2 separate regions of the Mus musculus genome follow, and region 1 is linked to region 2. A link is a loop called in an ENCODE intact Hi-C map of the cell type or tissue named here. Cell type or tissue: left cerebral cortex. All regions are shown on one strand. Links, peaks and the distances in the headings refer to the core of each region. The heading gives the core; the rest is flanking DNA.

Region 1 (8,336 bases), core at 108-8,107, 79 kb before region 2:
CTATAAGACTCTATGATGTAGATACAATTCTTGGCTTCATTCTGCACATGAATGGGCTGAGGCTAATTGAATTAGGGTAGAGCTGAATGTTCCAAAGCCACGCCCCTAATTACAATGGAATTCTAGACTCTGACTGGCTCTGGGTGCCCTGCAGAGCTCAGAATAGACATTTGGTGCCACGAGTCTCTTCCTGTCCTATAAGAAGTAGAGGAGAGAAGAAAAGGAAGTCAGAGTGTATGGAGCTAGTGGCACGGATGAACTGTTTCTTGTCGTGTCTGGACTTACAGGTCCTAGTTTACCGTTTCTTCCCCACTTGCCCACCCCTGAGGCAGCCCGTGTTGTCTTCTTCCTGGAACAGCAGTGGCTTTCTTAGGTGGTGATTTCCCCACAGTTTAGAAGGGTACGATCAGAGGCATTATGGATCAGAATGGACAGAAAGCTGTAGCTGCTTATAAAGTTGAGAAACTCACTAGGGGAAACAATGGCATCTTAGGGATGCTCTTTAGGGAGGAGCCAGCTGGAGGGAGACCTGCATCTTCCCTGTGTTCCCAACCTTTCTACCTCCCTGCTGCTGTAGACCCTCCCATGCACCTTCCCTTTGTGCCAAACCTGTCTGTCTGTTTAACCCTATAACACAACCATAACATTGCCATATGTCCCCTATCTTCCAGGAAACGGAGGGAATCCAGATTGCATGCTGTTCAATAGTGACTTTCTGTTGTACAGGAGGAGAGGAGGGCGGTAGAAGGTAACCAGATTCAGTGCTGAGGTGTGGGCCCTCTGTCTCATCCCTGCCAACTTCCTCCTCTTGAACCTTGAACTTCTACCAACATTTTTAGCTTCTACTCTGTACCAGGTAGGAGGCTGTGGGCTGGCCCGGCAGTGAATCCAGAGCTGTGGCTGCTCTCATGCTCTTGGGCCTTTTGGTCTGGGAATATCTTTAGTTTCCAAATCCTTCAAATCCCAAGCCGTTTTCTTTCCTCAAATGAGAGAAAGGGAATAGGCAGCAGGCTGGTTTATTGGATGTTTTCCTTCATTTCTGACTCTGACAGCCATCCTTCACATCTGATAGGGAGTCTTCACAATAGTGATGAATTTATTCATTTTGACTGTTTGTGAAGCTCTCTAATTAATTCTTTATAGATTTCCATCAGCGACTAAATTTGTGTTTTGAGTTAAAATTGGGCATTCAGAGGAACTGCCTTGGGATACTCTGCTCTCTCGGAGCCCCTCCTCCACACTGGCAGCTGCTGACCTCCTGTTCACTAAGCAACTGAGCAGCACCGTTTGCCTCATAGTGACGCACCAGCAGGTGGTTACCATGGAATGAGACAGCAGCAAAGCACTGTCCCTGTCGTCATGGAGCCCCTGAGCCATCTCCTAAGCAACCTGGCAGGAGATCCCCAAACAAATCTATGCTCTCTGCTCCACTGAGGTTAGTTTTAAATTTATTTTTGTGGGTTGCTTGACATCAACAGCTTTGTGTAGCTAAACAAATTTAGGGAAGGAGCTACAGTGTAGCTCTGTCCAGAGAGACACGGAAAAAAAAAAAAAGAAAGAAAGAAAGAAAACAAAGCAGAGGGAGGATGAAGGGGAGGGCAGGGGATGACACAACATATAAGAAATGAGTCTAAGAAACATACAGAGAGATGGAAAGAACTGTGTGGAAAGGGGGAGAACAGATACACACACACACACATACACACATGGAAAAAAACAGAGGCAAAGAAACACAGAGAACACTGCTGCGAAGAAAACAGTGTCTCACAGAAGACTAAAATATCTGGGGAGATAGCAACAGTGGCTGTGTTACTTGGAGTGTCAGCCATTTCTCCCCTTACTTCCTGTTCTTGTTCTCAATGTGGGAATATTAAAAGAGGTTGCATTACTTGAGTGGGAGTCACAGTTCTTGGAGACACATACCTGTGTCTTCCCTCCATGTGCCACTAAAATATGTGTTTTTCCATAGCACATGCTTCCCCCCCCCCCCCGGGGTGGGGAGGGCAGCTTTCCATTTTAGTGTGAGATAGGCAAAGGAAGGGGAGGTGGAAAAGACAGTTAAGGCCGTCGGAATCCTTTTCCCTCCACATAAGACACTGGAGTTGTACGTGTTTGGGGAGGCTTTTCTGGTGACTTATAACTGGACAATCCAATGGAGAGTGATGTGTGCCAGGGAGCCCAGAAAGGCTTTTACATATGACCACTCACTTGGCCTGAGAGTTGGTCCATGTAATTGGGAGCACCATCCTTGTTAGTGGACAAGAGAAATGGGGTGTAGAGAGGGGAATTGCCCTGAGTTTACTTGACTGGTAGGAGATGAGAAGGAGGTAGAATTGATCAGCTTGCATCAAGAGCCCTTCTTCTTAGGCTCCCAGTGAAGTTTAGAAATGGGATCACACCTAGTATATACAGACCCTGCCACAGAAGCTGCATCTTCAGTCTCCAAGTACTGGGGTTACAGAGACACTGGGCAGCATGGCTGTCCGTCGTGGGAGTAGGTCACATACTCACAGTTTCAGTAAAGGATTGAGTTAAAGTAGATGAGACAAATGACAAGGCTAGTCTTCACCGGGCTCAAGCAAGCAATGCTGGTTCTGCCTCAGCTTCGCCCAGCAGTTTCTACTTCAGTCTGGCTGTATCAAGCCCTTGATGCTAGCCATAAAAGCATGGTATGGGTCCCTACATTCAATTTCATTGTTTGGAGCCAGAATCAATTAAAAGACTCTTTCATAGATTACATTAATAGGGGTTTGGCAACAACAAGAATATTGGTGACATCATGAATGGTAGCACCTGAGGAAGAAAGGTGACATTAAAAGGTTGGACTCCAGAGTCAGGCGCTCGCTCTTGACTTTGACCTTCACAATTCTGCCACTTGTTAACTGCATAATCACAGGCAAATGACAACTCTTCCCTCAGGTGTCATTTTATCTCAGTCCTCACTGCTGAGCACACACAGGCAATGATGAAAGTCACAGAAAGACTGTCCTGAAGGTAAGGAATGTTGCTTGCGGGTGAAGCTGTCAGGAAGGGCTTCCTGCAGGAGGTGACATCTGAGCTGTGGTAACTGTCTTCATGGCTGAGGACAGTACTAACTTACACCTCTTCAACACTCCTCCCCTCCCCCAACACACACACAAGCATGCGCGCGCACACACACAAACACACATAAAGACACACATACTCTACTACTCAGCTATTAAAAAGAATGAATTTATGAAATTCCTAGCCAAATGGATGGACCTGGAGGGCATCATCCCGAGAGAGGTAACACATTCACAAAGAAACTCACACAATATGTACTCACTGATAAGTGGATATTAGCCCCAAACCTAGGATACCCAAGATATAAGATATAATTTGCTAAACACATGAAACTCAAGAAGAATGAAGACTGAAGTGTGGACACTATGCCCCTCCTTAGATTTGGGAACAAAACACCCATGGAAGGAGTTACAGAGACAAAGTTTGGAGCTGAGATGAAAGGATGGACCATGTAGAGACTGCCATATCCAGGGATCCACCCCATAATCAGCATCCAAACGCTGACACCATTGCATACACTAGCAAGATTTTATTGAAAGGACCCAGATGTAGCTGTCTCTTGTGAGACTATGCAGGGGCCTAGCAAACACAGAAGTGGATGCTCACAGTCAGCTAATGGATGGATCATAGGGCTCCCAATGGAGGAGCTAGAGAAAGTAGCCAAGGAGCTAAAGGGATCTGCAACCCTATAGGTGGAACAACATTATGAACTAACCAGTACCCCGGAGCTCTTGACTCTAGCTGCATATATATCAAAAGATGGCCTAGTCGGCCATCACTGGAAAGAGAGGCCCATTGGACTTGCAAACTTTATATGCCCCAGTACAGGGGAACACCAGGGCCAAAAAGGGGGAGTGGGTGGGCAGGGGAGTCGGGGTGGGTGGATATGGGGGACTTTTGGTATAGCATTGGAAATGTAAATGAGCTAAATACCTAATAAAAAATGGAAAAAAAAAAGACACACATACTCACACACACGCACACACAAACACCCTGCCACACATTTACATTTTTATCAGCATATATTCATTATATTTAGTCCTGGATTTCATAAGGGCATTCTTTTTTTTTTAAATGAAGGTTTTTGTTTGTTTGTTTGTTTGTTTGTTTGTTTTTTAGTATCAAATAAAGTTTATTTAGGGCATGGGGAAGGGAGTTGAGAGGGAGAGAGAGAGAGAGAGAGAGTGAGAGAGAGAAGAGAAGAGAAGAGAGAGAGAGAGAGAGAAAGGAGTAGAGGCTAACCATGAGTACATGGAGAGAGATGGGGAGCAGAATGGGGAGAGAAGGCTCAGAGAGGGAAGAGAAGAGAGCAAGAGAAGAGAGTGAGCCACAGTGAGGTTTTAAAGATTAGGGCAGCCTCTGAGGGAAGCATAGGTCATTGAGTTCAGCAATAGCCTTTCTTCTCTCCATCTCTGTACAATACCCCAGAGCTGTCTAACAAAGGCTCTGCAGAGCAGGGGGATAAGGTGGGTGAGACCCTCCTACTCTCCATCTTTCTAGTGTCTTTGAGTCCATTTTAATTGTTAAAACTCTATAAAGGTATGTCAGAGAGCCATTTTACTCCCACTCCGGTGACATAAGGGCATTCTTATAAGGATACATTGTACTTATTCTCTCCTATTGCATTTATGCATATAGGATATTATGCACCTACATAAAGTCAAGCATCCACAGAGGAGATGAAAGTGTGTGATATTTGTTTTTCTGCCACCTTTCAAATGGTAATTTTGGCCCGGCATGATGCTAAAGACTTCTCAGGTTCTCCCTTTCTCAGAGGCGCCTTGCATTGTTTATCTTCTTTTCTACAAGGATAGCCTGAAGCCATCTCCAAGGTCAAGACAACACCTTCAAGGTCACAGAGACAGCAAAGAGCTGAGTCATATCTCCCTGACTGCATTCAGAAAAGACACACACGTGTTACTTTTTCTCTAGGTGTGAAGTTGACTTGTAGCTTACTCTCTACTTTGTTATGATTTAAAAGGCCATCTGTCTCCATCGCTGATACATCTGCTGTTGGCATTCCAGTTTTGCTAACTTGTTTGTGTCATGTGGAGTTGCAGAGGTCTCTCAGCATCTCTGCCCAGTAGTTCATGGTATATGCACTTGTACAAGTGCATATGAACCCCAAAGCTAGCCTTTGGTACATTGGTAACTTCCACTATTCTGAGAGTTCAGGTGTCTGAATTATCAGAAGTGCATACATGCCTACTGAAGCTTCATTTAATTGACAACACACAGCTCCTGCTACACTTAGGAAAGTTTTCCCAGCCTAGCAACAAAAAGGCTTCACAGAAGGAGTCGCTCTGCATTCATTATTAAGATGTTTTCTGATGCTGCTCTTCAATAACAAAGGACAACTTGAGTCAGCCTGAGCAAGAAACAATTTGTTGGAAGGATGCAAGGACATCTAAGAGACCCTAGGGAATGAGCCAGTTCTAAGCAAATGAAATCAAATTTAAAAATGGGCTGCTCCAGGGACCCAAATAGAAGGAGTTTATGATTTATTCATTTTGAGTTCTGCAATGGAATCCCTACAGCTGGGCTTGGCAGGCTTTTCCTCTAGAAGAAAGCATTTTTCCTGTACCCCAGTCACTTGCTACAGTCTACCTTACACCTGTTCAAAAGACCACAAGCTAGCCAGGTCCAATTCAAAGTTTGTATTTTTAAACATGACTTATAGTTTGGCAAATGTATAGTCTGTTGTGAGAGTGTATTGGTACATCATTTCTCTAAATAAATAAATAAATAAATAGGAAATCCAACCTTAATTTTGTAGGACCTAAGAAATTATTTGATATAAATACTTTAATGATGGTACTTGGGTTTTAGAATGTCAGTGGTATTAACATCTGATTTACGAAATAACTCTAATAGCTGGTTCTCCCCCTTCTCCTTTTCCTTCCTTCATTTTGTTCACTCTTCCCATGATGCCCTGTGTAGAGATGATACCTAGGGACTCTGTGAACACTGGGCAACTGTTTTACTGCTGATCTGCATGGCTCCTGCAGTTCACTTAACTATTTCCTTATTTTATAAGCTTAAAAATTGTATGGGATACCTAAAACTTAGCTTTATTTTCTATAATTCTATAAAATAAAGCAATAATTAAACAAACAAAAAGATGTATAGTGAGAACTGAGTGAATCCATAGTGTCTAGTCCATAAGAAACACATTGGATCTGTTAGCTGTTTTCCACATTGCTCTGCCCTGCCCATCTGTAGATCACTGTTTTCTGGGTCCTTGGCATCCTGCACAATGGACTGACCTTGGCGGCCTTCCTGATTTTTAACTTTTGGACTTGGACTGAATTTTATCATGGTCTTTTCCTGTTGTACAGCATGATAATAGAAGAATATGGGTTTCTTAGCCTCAATGTGTGGGTCTGCTACCATAATCAATATTGTATTAGGTATCTTTTTATCTTGTTGTTTCTTCCCTCTGGATCACCCCATCTATACAGAGGAAGAGGACATATTTTTCTGGATTAGTTTGGTGATGGCCAAGAGATTCATGAGCTTGACTTTCCCACGTGAACTTTGTAGATAGCAACTCTTTGATTTCCCCACATTTTATTCATCATTTTCCCTAAGGCCACTCATAGTTTTATGTAAGCCTGCAGGGGAGTCCATTTGGGCATTGTAATATGATGTGCTTATCTACAATGTTCATTCTCAAGAACTTAACAATTGAGTTGCAAAAAAATCACCCAAAATCTCATAACTTAAATATATTTATGAGTTTGTGCTAGGATGTATCCATAGCCACTTCTGACTACACATGGCAACGTGTTGGACATACCTACTAGAAATTATGATTTTGGACACTTCTTGAACCCAAATATGCTGCCCCCAAATTTTCTGTACTCCAGCATATAGAGCTATGGCATATCTTCTGCTAAAGTCCTCTGAAAGGATTTTTCAGGAATTAATGGTTATAAACCACAAAAGGTGGGTCTAATTTGATAAGCTACTATAGTTTGTGGGTGAAGACTTCTTTCAGCCCCCAGTGTTTAATACTAGCTTCTTTCTTCTTGCTGACAAGTCTTCACAATGGGTCCCTAGAATGTGAAAGCACTTGGATGAATTGGTTCATAGAACCACCAAGGTTCCATCCTGGGATTCTGGAGACAGCTGGGGTATGCTAAGGGATGATTTCAAGTTAGACTTCCTTAGACTTCAGAGCTACTCTCCAAACAAGCACAGCATGGGCTATTCCCAGCAATTACGTCTTTCCTACATCACCCATGGAGTACAACACCTCGTCTAGTGCATGCTGTTTTTCTGGGGCCAGGAAGACATCCAGCATTTGAAGATGATAGATATATATATAAATTAGTTAATGTTCTGTTGCTGTAATAAAATACCATGACAAAGAGCAACTTAAGGAAGAGAGTGTTTATTTTAGCTTATGATTCTAGAGGGATGGAGTTAATAATGGTGAGAAAGGCATTAAGACAGGAGAAGGAAGCAGAGAGAACAGGGAGTGGGTGAAGCTAAACCCTTGAATCCTACCCCCAGTTATGCACTTCCTCCAGCAAAGTCCCACCTCCATAACCTCACACAGCATGCCACCGTGCCACCAGGAACCAAGTGTTCAAATTCCTGCACCTGTAGGGGACATTTCTCAGTCAAGCCACCATTGTCCATGAATTACTTTTCCTGCTATGGCCAAATGCTTGACAGGTTGCGCCTTAAGGCAGCAAGGGTTTATTGTGGCTCTCAGTTTGAGAAGGTACAGTCGCTTACTGTGGGAATGCTGGGAGAAGGGCAGCGCCACGGTGGCAGGAGGTGCAGAGCCTTGTTCACACCTCTGCTTGAGAGGCTGATTGAACAGAAGTCTCGTCCCCAGGGACCCACTTCTTCCAGCCAATTCCCATCTCTCAAAAGCTCTACACCCTCCCAGCTCCATCAGCTGGGGGATCAACTGTTCACACAGGTGAGGCTGTGGGGGACAAGCTCAAACCACAAGAGATATTACAACACAATAGAGCACAAAACAATACAGCACAACGAAACAGTGCAACAAAACTTTTTTCACAGACCTAAAAGCAGCCAAAGTCTTATTAGGTTCGCAAAATACTCCAGGCAGAAAGGATACTTAATGCAACTGGTATTACAACCACCGTAAGGCAACAGAAAAAGCGTGAATAAAGATTTAAAGGATTCTAATGTGTAACTAGAAAATTAGGTGGTTTTCTAATCCCCAGTGGAGAATATTTGTCAAATGTTTCCAGCTGGGCTAGGAAGCTTCACTTTTATTTTATTTCTTTTTGTCTAATTACAGGAATCCC
Region 2 (8,336 bases), core at 129-8,128:
TAGCATTTAATTACCTCTTGTCTTCTATTACTCTCTAATTGTCTCTTACGACTCCTCCCTTCTTCCTGGCTTCCTTGCCAACATCTCCAGGGCAGAGATCAAATCTTATAGGCTCAACGCCTCCTGAAGCAGTAAAGTAAGAGCTTATTAGATAAATACTTGTTGGTTGAAAGTTATTACAAGAATTTCTCCTCAGGGTGTCATCCAAGGTATGTGGGAAACTGTGTAGAAAGGTCACCAATTTAAATGCGATTTGGATACTTTTAAATAGACAGAGTAGTCAATACTCAGAAACTTTATTCCTCAATGATACAGCTGTCCTAATTGCTATTATTGCCTGTGTGCTTGTGTGTATGCATGTGTGTGCGTGTCTGAGTCTGTGTATGAGTGTATGTATGCAAGTGTGTGTGTATCTGTATGTGAGTGCCTGTGTGTGTGTCTGAGTCTGTGTCTGAGTATGACCGTGTGTGTGTGTGTGTGTGTGTGTGTGTGTGTGTGTGTGTGTGTATGTGTGTGGTGCATACACATCAGCCTGTAATACCCGCTCATGCAAACATGCAGAGGCTCATGCCGACATCATATTTAAAATGGACACATTTAAATTACAAACCCTTGGCTGATTGTCCTGAGACAGGGTCTTTCACTAAACTGGAAGCTCAAAGTTTTGGTTAGGCTGGTTGGCCAGTGAAATACTGGGATATGCCTGTCTCTGCCTTTAAATTACTGGGCTTAAAGGCACAGCTTGCACAGTCATCTTCCCAGCCCAAAGATGTCAACTCTGCAAGTCTTTCTTCTTCAGAACTGTGTGGATGCCAAACCAGAAATGAGGGCATAAAGTGAATAATAGAGTCAAGGCTGCATGAAGGAAGGCCAGGGTGAGCTTGCATGCCTGAAATTTTATTGGCTTCAAAGGGCACTGTTCCCAAAGCCTGTTTCTGCTCTCAGATAAAACCACTCACCCATATTTCCCTTACTGTAGTGCCTTCTGTTATGCTTTCCCAACTAGAATTTAGGCAGCGTTCATTTCATAGCTAGCAACTGAACCCTACTCAAGGCAGTACAAACAAAGAGTGGAAACTTGAATCTATTGCACTGTGTGTGCACAGTCTGGGTTCTCCAGAAACCTTGATCTGGAGATTGCTATGGTGTAATGAGATGTGTATGATGTCCGGAGAGATGATGAGATTGTTTCTTTCCCCTCCTCTGCTCACAGCCCCAGCTGAGAGAACCCCAATGGCTCAAAGGATGAAGCCAACTTCTCAATCCCTTTAGGTTAGAAGAAACATGCAGACAGCTAGGTCTGAGATGAGCTCCATACAAATGAGGGAATAGAGAGAAGGAGAGAAATGTCTGAAGGCCATCAGTCCAGCAAGGGCAGATACAAATTATGGTGCCCACGGCCAGTTAACCCTGTGTTATGAATCAGCCTCTTTCAAGGCTGGAGCTCTTGATGGCAGCATGTTGGGTGATTCCTCATGGAATCTGGAACTGAATCCTTAAAGGAGGAGCAAGAGGAAACTTTCAAGCTGCTTTACTTCTCACCTGTTTATTGAGCAGCAATAACACAAAGATCAAAGGAGACACCCACCGCTTACCATAGGACTTGATGCTACCATGGGCAGACTTCACAGAAATGACCGTGGCAGAGATTGGCTGAGACTGCTTGATGTGTTCTCAGCTTTGAGCATGAGGCACAATAGGAATGAGGGAACAACCTTACAGTCTGCTCACAGAATCCCTTTCTACATCTTCACAGCAACTTCTGATGTCAGAGGATACCACGTGACCCTATTCTATATGAAGGGAGTCAAGAAGCCAAAGGCACCATACACACTGTCCCGAATACCCACGTGCTTTCACATAGAACCCATGTTCTGTGAAGTTACAACTTGTTTGAATGAAGGGAAACAATTTCTTAGGAGAAAGAAATTGTTCAGACACCAAAGATGGAACTTGGAGTCTAAGTTACTTGATATCTCATGAGGGACTGTCATACAAAGCCTGAGGCTGAGTCTGGACTCACTGTTCAAGTTCATATTTCCTATTCAATGCTCGTCCTCAGGACCCCTAGGTGTTTCCTTCTACACTGAAGCCCCACCTCCACCATAGAGCCATGTAATTGGCCACTGAATAGTGACTCTTGCAAGCAGGCCCATAGCTACTGGCAGCAGAAGGCCCAGAGGCAGGATAAGACAGCTGGTGCTCTCCTCAACAAAGCCTTGATGTCCTGCCCCACAAATGCCAACCTCCTTTTTCCAGAAGGTATTTCTGTCCCCTCAATCACTCATCATAACCCTGTTCCAGACGCTGGGTGGTGCTTGGCTGAGTGTGGGTGGCAGCCGGGATCTGGCCTACTTTGCTCATGTAATAGCCAGAGACTGTTCTGCTAGTGAGATCTAGCTGTCCCCAGAAACATGGTCCCAACTGTTAAAAATGGTAATCTCAGTGCCTACAGTCAGGAGGCACATCAGATTATTTCTTAAGCTTATTAAATAAATGAACCAACAAATCCAATCAGGTGAAAGATCTTTTAGGCTCTCAAAGGGCTAGCAAGTGATTTAACTGGAGCGCCACCTCCAAGGTAGGTTCGTTCTCTCTCCTCCTGAAGAGTAAAACAACACTTTCTGTTTACAGTGTTCCATGCACCTTGCCTGAGTTTACTGTCATGCTTAACCATTTGATGGCGTTCCTTCAAACTACATATATGTTGCTCACTTCATGGTAAAGCTGAGGCTCAGGAAGAAGGACAGCCTGGACTCCATTTTGAGGGAAATGGGGAAGGATTTGTTGATGGCTCATGATGTGAGAGAAAAAGGCAGGCCAAAAATGAGGCCAGTAGTTTTTGTCTAATCAGCTTGGCGAAGTTGCTAGTGACTAAGATAGCAGGACAGTTGGCCAATGCAGGTCCTGAGCTGAGTGCAGTTAAGTGTTTAACTCTGTACCTTTGCAGTCAGAGGGAAGATGCTGAGAGGCAATTAAATAGGAAAAGAGGATGCTAGAGAGAAGAGTAGGAATTATGGCCATAGTGATGGAATTAAAGGCCCAGAGGCTGGAAATCACTGGAGAAACTGGATCTAGAGAAGAGAATGAGTTAGAGACCATCTAGGGCACAGAGACAGGAAGACAAGAAGCAGCTGAGAAGCTGCAGGAGGGTACATGAGGGTGGTATTTCAAGAGGGAGAGACAGAGTAGAGCCAGTGCTCCAGCTGACCCATGGCAGGTTAAACAGAGATCATCTGCTTTAGCCCACAGGATGTTATGGCTGACCTTGACAAAGACACCTTCATGAGGTGGTGGGGAAGACAGCTGGTGAGAATGGGAACACAATTGGAGAGGATTATTTTTACATGTGGACAGGAAAGGAGAGCAAAGTACGGGACTGTAGCTGGACAGAGCACGTGTGACTGTTCTGAGTGAATTTTATAGCTTGATTGTATCCTGAAGGAAATTATGTCTGACACAAGAACAGAACAACAACAGCCGCAGTGACTGCAGGCCTGTGTACCTGGGTTGGCTGGAGCGTGGGAAGCACACAGGACAGAGCATCCAGGCTTAGAGCGCTCCCTGCGTTTGCTGAGTGGACTCTCTTCCCAGATGACATGCTCTTGATTTCCTTCCTCCGACTTCCCCGAGAAGGCTGCTGCCTGGAAGAACAAAGCCCAGGAAGCAACGCTTGCTATTTCTGCTTTGATAACCATGAATTAGAGAGAAGAGAGAAACAAGAGGTGACGGGGACTTTGTCGGAGCTGCCGAATTTAGGTGTGTGAGTGCTGAGCACACTTGCAACATCACCTTGCTGGGAGGTTTTCAAGGTTAGGAGCCTTTCTGTAAGGGACAGAACTACAGAAACATACTTGGGGATGCCATCTAAGACATTTAGCTTAAGGAAGCTGAGCTGGCGTCTTTTTAGCCCCCCAGCAAATATCAACAGAGGCTGAGAGAGGAGAAATTAAAATTAGATAATAAAAAGGAACAAGAGATGCTCTGAAGAGGGTGAGGCAATGCAGAGGTGGGGGTGTATATGTCCTAAGGGAGAATAGGGTAAGTTAGAGGTAGCCTTCTCAAAGAGAAAGCAAGCAATTCTTTATTTTAGCATTTAGCCATACTTTCCTTTTTTGGTGACTCCCAAGTTACATCTCAAAAGGTTGCTAAGAAACCTGCCCCCCACCTGCCTTTTTCTTTTGATAGCAGAACTGTATGAGGTGGCCCCAGAGACTCCTTGGATGGAACTTTGATCTGATAAAATAAAACAATAAGCTGTTGGGGTTGTATAAAGGGCTAGGCTCACTTCCCTTTCCTATAACTGAATTTCTGAAAATTGTGGGCTCTTGTCTGAGAAGAACCTCATGCAGTTGTTAACTGTGGTGGCATTCTTGCTGCCCTGCTGGGAGATGCTTCAGCAGGATTCCAGAGTGGGGGTGGGGGCATCTGGTCCATTTCTTGTATTTCCAAGATTTCCTCTGCCCTTCTCATACCAAGGATGCTCAGGCAGGTCCAGTGTTAAGTGTTTGGAAGCTGATAGGTGAGTGTTGGGAAGCAGAGAGGGCAGGATAGGGCAACCAGGTAGGTCTGAAAGAGGCAAAACCTCAGAGAACTGTGGACTCTACACAGAAGAACTTGAGAAGTCTGTTTCTGACACAGGAAACAGCATCAGCGGCGCAAGGAACACCGAGCCCGGAGCTGTTGGAACTGCTTGAACTATATTTTGAGTGCATCTTAAAATTAATTTTAAGACCAGGCATGGTGGTGCACGCCTTTAATCCCAGCACTTGGGAGGCAGAGGCAGGCAGATTTCTGAGTTCGAGGCCAGCCTGGTCTACAAAGTGAGTTCCAGGACAGCCAGAGCTATACAGAAAAACCCTGTCTCGAAAAACAAAACAAACAAACAAAAATATTTTAAGGTAGTGTGCAAAGTAATGAGTTTCATTATGTCATTTTCATATGTATGTATGTATGCATGTATGTTTATATGTAATATGTACATTTGTGTATAATACATAATGTGTAATACACACACACACACACACACACACACGAATGATGTGCTTTGTTCATATGCTCCACATACTGCCCCCATTGTTTCCCTTCCTGCTTATCACCTCCATCCTCCATCAGTACCCTTACTGAGTTCATCTGTCTGTCGACATCTATCTTCATATGTATTGTTTAGTCTAGATTGTACATATAAAAAGAAATATATTCTCTTTTTTTCCTTTTCTCCACTACCATTTCTTGTTCTCCCATACTCTTTTCTCTTAGACTAGGCTGTAGTTCAGTGCCACACCCAACAATTGTTTCTACAGGGTTTTTAATAGAGGGGCAATAGGACTGTATACATTTGAAACGCAAAGCAGAAAAAACTTGAAAACCAGTCAATTTCTCCTGCGGTGGATCTATGAATGGAAATCTGAAGTGAATGGTAGCATTTCTTGCATTGTGAAGACCCATCAGCAAGTGTGAAAAGTTGTGAAGAGGTTTCTGTAACTTGGCTGTGTGCCAATTAAGTGTCTGGCACATAATTGTGAAACACCTGTTCTTTGTGGTTTGAAGTCAAGAGCTGATGTTTTCTGGACACACAGTTCTGACTCAGGCCACTCACTTGAATACCTAAGAGGATCAAAGAATAACTCCAGGAACTCTAAGGGAAGTGGCCTCCGATGATGACATCTGCTTACTTGGTTCAAGCAGAACAGGAATGAGCATGGAAAACAAAGGGCACAGCAGGAGAAAGACTTTCAATTCCTAACTGTGTCTCAGTGGGTTTTCCCACACTTCTGGAGCAGGGGTGAGGGGTGGAGGTGGGGGTGGGGGTGGGGGTGGGGGGTGGGCTGAGTAAGGTGCTAATGGGTCGTTAACACCCCTCTCCATAAATCTCTACACCAGCAAAGCAAGCCTTAGTTAAGTCCAGACTTTCAGGCTCAGTATCTCCCCCCCCCCCACACACACACACGCACACACACACACACCAGAACTCAATATGATGAAACAACAACTATTTATTTATTTACATTTGTTTAGAGCTACAGTTCACACTAGTAATTTTTATTTCTATTTTTATTTTGCAGCTATCTTGTACTGCTAGAAAGAGAACTTTTTTTTTTTTTTTCCTTTTCTGGGTGACACTAATGCTGATTTCAGTGTCCTGCCAACTCATTAAAGCCGTTTTTTTGTTTTTTGTTTTGTCTTTTATTAAGTGAGTAATATTAAGATAATAGTAAGTGCTGAATGCAGGAAGTGGCACTTGGGTATGTGACAACTATGAGCCCAAGAACACAAGGTGAGGAGTGAAGCTGAGCCCTGACATCATCATGCCATGTGATCAAAGCTGCCTGCCATTGGCCACATACTAACTACATGTGCCCATTTCTCTGCAGTACTGGGAAGAGGCCATGCTAAGTGAACAGATCAGAGATTCCTTAAGGCTAAGGCCCTGAGCCAGGCAGAACTTCTTGATGGGTGATGAAAGGATATTGATGGTCATATGAAGCAATGAATCTACTAGAATGATTCAGTAATCCACTTAAAATACCTTCATGGTGCAAATTATATTTGAATAAAAGTTTTGAAATCTTTGCTGTCTTTTTTTGTTGTTTTTTTTTTTGTTTTTTGTTTTCTTTGTTTTTTGTTTTGTTTCTTGTTTTTTTGTTTTGTTTTGTTTTGTTTTTTCTGTTTATTTTTTGTTCTTTACAAGACAGGGTTTCTTTGTGTATCCCTAGCTGTCCTGAAAATCACTCTCTAAACCGGTTGACCTTGAACTCACAGAGATCATCTACCTGCCTTTGCCTCCCAAGTGCTTGAATTAAAGGCCTGCACCACCACAGCCCAGCCAGTTTTCAAATCTTGAGAGTCCTCAAAACAAAATAAAATCTTGAGAGTAAAATCTTCCGCATTTGAACATCTAAAAGTTTGGAAACACTGGTCATTGTGATGTTTGTTTGAACTCTTGGTCCTCAGCGGCTGGACCTCTGTGAACCCTTTAGGAGGTGGCACCTTGCTTGAAGGAGTGGCTCCCTGGGTAGGGGCCTCCAGGGTTCGCAGACCACCTTGGCTTCCTGTACGTACTCTGTACCCTGACTACAGTTGTAGTCGGCCACCTCATGCTCCTGCACCACGCTTGCCCTGCCGTGATGACTGTATGTCTTCTGTGATCAGAAATAGATCTTCCTTTACGCATTGATAACATATGGACACCTGTGACCCTTAGAGCTGCCAGGGGCTGCTTTGAATGAAAGCCTATAAAGACCTTCAAACAATATTGCTTCAAGACCCTAGTCGTATGTTTGCATTTGTTCCATGAACAGCTCGTCTAGTGGTATGGATGCCATTCCCAGCCCAGACTAAGGGCAAATCTACTCAGCACAATCCAACAACGTAGCTTCGGGTGGGGACATCAATGTCTGAGAATCATGGTTTAGTCATGAAGGTGAGCATGACTTACTTATGTTACAGGCAAGTATGTCATTTCTGAGGGCACAGGATAGAACAAGATGCACCAGCGTGTGATCATTGGGTATAATAGGTTGGTATCTGTCTCTTGTCCTGTTTTGGACTTTCTTACAAAGAGCATCATGGAGCTTTAACCGTCTTTATAGATGGATGTATGTCTGCTTAGCAGTTTAGGAGACAACTCCACTGGAGGATGCCACCCAGCTAAAAATGTCCTGCTGGTGTTGCCGAGGGCCGACAACCCCACCGCAGAGTGTCCTTTGGGTTTTTAAGTTTGTGCAGATTGAAATAATTACTGCTTTCGACTTCCTTGATGAGGAAGCAAATGGAGACCCTGAGATGAAGACAGCTGGGCAAATGAAGGGGCAGGACAGCCTTCCCCATGGAAATCCCATCTGCCTGAGGCCAGCCTCTCCAGAGATGGGGGCATGAGATGGGAAAGGCTCTAGGGAGCTCAGTTGTGAATCTCACTGTCTCATCCTCTGAGGCTATGGCTAATCTCCACTGCTTGTTGTCACTCAGTGCAGTTTCTCTGATGCATCTCTCTGCTTCTGCCTCAGATCCCCGCAGTAGAAACATCTCCCCGAAAAGTCACAGTAACCCATTTAAAGTCAACAGGACACAGCCACACTCCTGCTGTGGCATCTCTTTTTATTTCATGAAGAGTAAAGCCCAGTTTGGTTGTTGTTTACAGTATTTCTTTACCTTTGAACCCTGCAATTTTGTCCTGTTTCCTTTGCTGTGTTTAGCCTTTTCATATGTGTTAGGAGTTTTTATTTATTCTTAAAGATGGGTGTCTGGCATCGAGAACTAAAATATGCCTTACTTAAAAACAAAAGAATTAAAACTCAAAAAACCACAAACAAACATAACAACAACAACAAAAAGCA

Evidence for each region. Hi-C counts contacts between places; a loop is a spot of excess contacts. Peaks named below come from ENCODE experiments on the same cell type or tissue, not always from the same donor. Only the 100,000 strongest peaks of a DNase experiment are listed, where the experiment ranks them.
Region 1: a loop joins it to region 2, with 2.1 times the contacts of the local background. A loop is called at or near these places in 2 of 42 quality-filtered maps.

What each region holds. Positions count from the first base shown.
Region 1 is chr16:9,279,802-9,288,137 of GRCm38, forward strand. It overlaps Gm41418 (a long non-coding RNA gene), which reads left to right and starts at 171. Exons shown (of 3, transcript XR_875898.1): 1 at 171-1,435; 2 at 8,330-8,336. In left cerebral cortex, for the core only: no CTCF peak of the experiment used is centred there; DNase peaks (open chromatin) are centred at 1,316, 1,736, 5,093 and 5,458; H3K27ac peaks cover 1,841 bases.
Region 2 is chr16:9,358,731-9,367,066 of GRCm38, forward strand. No RefSeq gene overlaps it. Among named protein-coding and RNA genes, the nearest start is that of Gm41418, 83 kb to the left of the region's middle. In left cerebral cortex, for the core only: a CTCF peak has its summit at 3,568; DNase peaks (open chromatin) are centred at 2,298, 2,883, 3,560 and 4,303; H3K27ac peaks cover 2,119 bases.